Regions from separate parts of the Mus musculus genome. Here region 1 is linked to region 2. The links are chromatin loops, found by intact Hi-C in ENCODE. Cell type or tissue: left cerebral cortex. All regions are shown on one strand. Each heading gives the region's core, and the rest is flanking DNA. Links, peaks and the distances in the headings are about the cores only.

The links. Hi-C counts contacts between places; a loop is a spot of excess contacts. Peaks named below come from ENCODE experiments on the same cell type or tissue, not always from the same donor. Only the 100,000 strongest peaks of a DNase experiment are listed, where the experiment ranks them.
Region 1: it touches region 2 in a loop (8-fold over the local background); 4 of 42 quality-filtered maps call a loop at or near these places.

What each region holds. Positions count from the first base shown.
Region 1 is chr7:6,729,951-6,732,861 of GRCm38, reverse strand. Peg3 (paternally expressed 3) reads left to right here and starts at 2,443. Exons shown (of 9, transcript NM_008817.2): 1 at 2,443-2,604. It overlaps Usp29 (ubiquitin specific peptidase 29), which reads right to left and starts at 2,279. Exons shown (of 8, transcript NM_001360502.1): 1 at 1,560-2,279. In left cerebral cortex, for the core only: no CTCF peak of the experiment used is centred there; DNase peaks (open chromatin) are centred at 564, 759, 1,839 and 2,364; H3K4me3 peaks cover 2,500 bases; H3K27ac peaks cover 1,286 bases.
Region 2 is chr7:6,935,982-6,938,892 of GRCm38, reverse strand. All of the region lies in intron 5 of Usp29 (ubiquitin specific peptidase 29), which reads right to left. Among named protein-coding and RNA genes, the nearest start is that of Zim3, 39 kb to the left of the region's middle. In left cerebral cortex, for the core only: a CTCF peak has its summit at 1,558 (motif pointing right); a DNase peak (open chromatin) is centred at 1,587.

The DNA.
Region 1 (2,911 bases), core at 296-2,795, 210 kb after region 2:
TGAAGGGAGCATCTGCTGTTACGGGGATTGTTGAATATATTAGATTGGGATTGTATGGAGAGTTCTGTAACATAGGATTGGAATTTAGGATTTACTGGCGTGTGACTAGGCATTTAAACCTTGTGACTAGGTTAGGAAATAGGTGGCTACCTAGGGAGAGGTTGTGTAAGAACGGTGGTCACATTCTTCCATGAGAACATCCAGCTGCTTGGAAAGTGAGTCAAGGAAAAGTAAGCTAAGATAGGGGAAGAGGCCACGCATGTAGAGAACCATACAGTGTCACCTGAGATGAGAGACAATAGACAGGTTGTTGTTACTGTTGCATTTCAGATGTTCAATCTCATTGCCAGCTTAAGCATCAAGAGAGTTGGTGAAATTGTCATACAATTCCAGGGAAATGAAAGAGAAGTCTTCATGACACGTATATGAGCCAAAGACATGTAGTGAGGCTGTGGAGTGGGTGAAAAGAGACTGTGTACAGTTTGGAGCGATAGTAAGCATGGAAAATACTGAGGCAAAGGGGAGATCTTATCTCTGCGGGAGCTCTTACAGCCTACTGACTTCCCAGAGAGCTGATGAGCCAGGACCTAGAGATAAACTGGTTTTGCAAATAGAGAGGGTCCAGTCCTTTTGAGTATGTTAAATTAACACCCCCCAAAGACTTTAACAAGATTTTGGGGGGGGGGTGCCTCCAAAATCAATCACTGTGGGGGTCCTAAGCATAGGCATTGTTTAAACAGCTCTCCCGGGGAGCAGAATGAATAGTCAAAGACCTAAGCATAGTGTTACATTCACTTGCGCGGTATGCCTTGTTCATTCATGTTTTATGCTTATGAATCTGTGTGAGGTGAGAAACCCCATCTCAGGACTGGGGAATTAAAACTGCATACCCTATCCATAAACCCACCACTTCACTATCATCTAGCAAGCAAGCAAGCAAGCAAGCAAGCACGGCTAAGTCTTTCAGTATAAATATAAAACTGAATCCGAGGTATCAGATTAGCTATGCTCTTAGGTAAAATCGCTTTTAACCCATGGACCACGGTCTTGCATTTTTTCCTTTAAAATTAAAACAGTGCATTTTACGTGTCTAATAAAAAATACAACCCGGAGTTTTAGCAGACACACAAAAATACAATTTGTGGATTTACTGGAATTCAAATCTGTTCTGCAGAGTACATTCTTAGTCATAAGAAAAGATGCTCCGTAAATACCCCTGTAATTAGTCTTTCACACACCTGTGCTTATTCCCTTAAATTTCTTGGCAGTGAAATGGTTCCATCAATAGTACATTAACAAACTTTTAATAATTCATCGATTTTACTGCCAGGGAAGAAATACCATTTATCTGCCAAGGAAATTCATGGGCACAGAGAATAAAGCCAAAATCATCTTTCTGTAGTCTGTTCTCCCCTCCCCCATTCCTTTTCCTAGAGGTAACCAGTTAAAAATTTTTTTTTTGCAAATTGTTCCAGAAGCTTTGCCCACATTTGTATATTTTTTAACAAAGAAATAAATGAGAGAGAAAGAAAGAGAGAAAGAAAAAAAAAACCACTTACCATTTCGTTTCTACAAACTTCGGCAACGGGTTTTATTTCATTGGGATCTATTCCGATCCAGGTCCTTTATGGCAGCGATACCTCCGTTATTTTTCCTGGTGACATAGGAATGTCTTCTATCAGAGGCAGGCTTGGTAATCTACCTGCTTGCTCTCCTCGCAATTTCTTGCTATTCTATGCAGTGGATTCACGCAATGATGGTTGACCACATGCGATTCAGCGCGCTGCCATAAACCGCCTTCACCCGGTATCTCAGGTTGGCGTTTCGCTATGCAGACAGTCAGGTCAAGATTCTTCCAGCCATTTGCATTGTCCTGTGACTTGCGGTCTCTTTTGCCCCCTTTTTTGCTTTGCTTTTGTCCTTCCCTTGTTGGTTTCCAATAGCTCTTCGTTTATTAAGGAAATTAGCTTAGTGCTTGGGTGTTGCAGGCAGAAAAGTCCTTTCTTCCACCTTTATCGTTCGTGGTTAGACCTCAACGTATGTGTTTCTGTCTCGATTTTTCATGGTTTTTCTTTTTTCCCGATTTTAGACAAATATATGCTTGTCGTTTTTCCCTCTCTCTCTTCTCAGGTTTTGCATTGGGGCATCATTAGTAGGTATTTCTGATTCACCCCGATTTCTTTTGGGGGGGCTGCATCCCTTCACACCCACATCCCATCCCCCTTTTCCAGACTCTGCTTGGGGGCCCCTAACACTGACTCCGTTGACGTCAACTCCGTGCCTTGGCGCCAAGCTGTTGCCTTGACAACAGCAGTCTGATTGGCAGGGTGTGGGAGGCGTGGTGAGGGCCCAAAGCGGGGAATGGGGTCTTGGATTGGTTAGAGAGGAAGCTCCGCCTCTGCAGAGGACCCTGACAAGGAGGTGTCCCGCAGCCCTTGCTGCAGACGCTGGGGAGTCAGGAGTCGCGGGAGGACGAGCATCGGAGGAGAAGCGGAGAGATGTCCACCCTGGGCTGGTGGCGCCGCCGGGCGCCCGGTTCAGTGTGGGTGCACTAGACTGCCGACCCTGGTCGGGGTGTGTGCGTAGAGTGCTGTGCTCCGGGAGGTGAGTCAGCCGGCCACCTGGCTGCTCTGCAGCATGCACCCTCTTAGATACCGTCTGCAGAGTTCAGATGGTGTTTGGGGTGCGTTGCCGCGGGCCAGGGGCGGCAGACCATATCACGGCTCCCAAGGGTAACTGACAAGGCTGCAGACTGCGCCTTCGGGAAGGGGGAATCACCACGGAGCGGCCGTGTTGCCGCAGGGATGCCATTTAGGTGACAGGGATTTAAAGAGGTATTCTATAGGTCCAGGCCTCGGAGCCTCAGGGTCCCGCGATCTTAGGGTCTTAGGGCTTTAGGTGTGAACCACCC
Region 2 (2,911 bases), core at 134-2,633:
CATCTCGGGACCCCCAAGACCAAGTTCTAAGCACAAAGGAGCAGGGAAGTAAGAGAGACACAGGAGGCAGAGGATGGGGAAGAAGGGAGAGGTTATAGGGATATTTGTCCCAAAGGACAATGGAACAAAGGACTGCCTCTGAAGGAAACAGACGTGGCACCGAGGAGCATGACAGTTTATAAAGGTAAAGGGGAAACCCTGTGCTAGGATGAGGTGTTTAATTTTAATTGGGCATGTTTATTAGGTGAGCCAAAGGGGGCTTTTGACTGCTGGACTTTAATACTTTGATAGCTGGACCTTGGTAGTCAGACTAGGGAGGAGCAAGTGGCCAAATAAGGGACTAGACCTTGGAGGCTAGCTTTAGGAATGTAGTCTAAGGGGTTTTAGCAAGGCAGAGGGAATGGAGGAGAAGGGCAAGGCTTGCCAGAGCTGCACTCACCACACTGGCCAGAGCCCCTTCAAACTGTCTGCACTCCCCCAGCTGCCCAAATCCTGTGTTGTCAGAATTAGGATTAGGCCCACATCCAGCATGCTGGCGACCCAAGAGATCAGAAGACAGAAGTACACAGAGGAATGACTTCGGGAGAGCAGTGCGTGTGTCTAGCCTCTGAGCCGAGCCACTGCCATCATGGGGAGTTCAGCAGCCACCACCATGCAAAAGGGGCCCCCTTGACAGTTTTTCTTCTTCTCATTGGAGGGGTGGGAAGCATCACAGGACTCTCTCCAGAGTATATGTGACCTAAGGGAGGGGCTGGAACACATAGGACCTTCGTCTCTGCATCCACGTCCCTATGGACAACCCTCACCTATGCTCTGCAAGCAAGCAAGCCCAATAAACTTCGGTGATATGTTATCTTGGTTTGTCATTGGGACCTTTGGAGTACTGGTTGACATTGTTTATGTCTAATAGCTCTGCAGTGGTGGCCTTAAAACCCAGTACTTGAGAGGTAGAGACAGGCAAATCTCTGAGTTCAAGGCCAGCCTAGTCTACAGAGTGAATTCCAGGACAGCCAGGTCTACACAGAGAAACCCTGTATTGAAAATACAAAACAAGGCATTGTTTATGTTTAAACCTGGGAAGGAGAGGAATTTTTAAAAAGGTATGGGTGTATACTGTACCCAGGGAACTTCTTTGATGTTTTGTTTTGAGACCGGGTCTCATTTAGTCTGAGCTAGGCTGCCCTCAAACTCACTGTAGCTGAGGATGACCTTGGCTCTCTCTGTCTCTCTCTGTCTCTGTCTCTCTTCTCCCCCCCTCTCCCTCCCTCCCTCCCTCCCTCCCTCCCTTCCTTCTTTTCTTTTCTTTCTTTCTTTTCTTCCTTCCCCAGGATTGGATTAGGCCTTGTTGGGAATTGAACCCAGGGCTTTGCACTTTTTAGGCACGCAATCTATCAAATGATCCACATTCCCAGCTTATTTGACTTTTTAGAGAGGTTCTCATGTAACATAGGCTTCCCTAGAACCTGCTACACAGACCCGTCCTCAGTGCTGGGACTTCTGCGTTCATCGAATTTTTGGAACATTCTAGAGCCTTAAGGCCGTTCATCAGTAACTGCAGTCATCGGCCAGCAGGTGGCGCACATAGGATATTGATGAAAACAGTTTGAGCATGACTAGGGAAATCGGGCCTCTTAAGATGTTGCTGCAGTTGCTCTAAAATATTTCAAAGCATTTACCCTACAGGGACAAGGATAGATGAGCTTCGAGAAGGAGGCAGCCGGGGAGCAGACTGCACTTACCTATCAAGTGTCAGGAGGCCAGCACAGCAGCAGGGCTGGAGAGCAAGGGCGTGAGGATTTGAGTTTATACTCTGGCTGCATCTCACACCGGCCTGTGTGTCATTGGGTGGAGGTTTTTTTTGGCTTCTGGGCTCCCATTTCTTCTTTTGCATGTTCTTTCGGACAGTGTAACAATTCAATTTAATGGTAATGTTACTTGGAAGTCACTAGGACAGATCTTAAATGTTCTCACCATGGAGAGGGGATGGTTTGTCAATAGTTTGATTGACACATATATCAGAGCATCCATGTTGTGTACTGTAAATATATATAATTCTTATAGTTCAACTTCACTTAAGAGTTGGAAGGAGGAATTTGAGGCCATCCTTAGCTACTTGTGGAATTCCAAACCAGCTTATCCCCGTAGCTAGATGTGGCGGCATGCCCATTTATGCCTAGTAATGAGAAAGCAGAGGCAGGTAGGTCTCTTTGAGTTCAAGGTCAGCCTGATTTACGTAATGGATTCAAGGCTAGCTAGGATTAGGTGGTAAGACCTTGTCTCAAAACAAAGCAAAAATCCAACCAAACCAAAAAAATAAAAAATAAAATAAAATCAAGCTATATGAGACCTTACCTCAAAAATGAAAATGAATCTAGAATGCAGCTTGTGGCTGCAGCACTTTCCTCTAAGCACAGGTTCTATGCTCAACTCCCAGTACTTGGGAAACAAAACCTAAGAATTAAAAAAGAACAAAAAACAAAAAACAAAAAAAACAAAAAAGTTCATTGAGTTTCTCCAATTCGGGCAATCCTGCCAAATACTGTGGATTTCAAACCCCATCTTCTAAGACTTTGTGTTCGAATGGCGAGCAAACTGCAGAGCAGAGATCAGGTGTGGATATTGGTACCAAACACTAAAGAAGTCTGCTCTGTGCCAAAGACACCGGGGCGACTCCCATGAAGATACAAGGTTGTTGGAAGAAGAAAGAAGCCACAAAATAGCTAACTGTGGGAGTACATCAGGAAAAAACAAACAAACAAACAGACAGACAAAACAAAGAGTTACAATTTGTGTGAACTGATCTGGAGAAGGTGTTTTGTTTTGTTTTGTTTTGTTTTGTTTTGTTTTGTTTTGTTTTGTTTCTGTGTAGCCCTGGCTGTCCTGGAACTCACTCTGTAGACCAGGCTGGCCT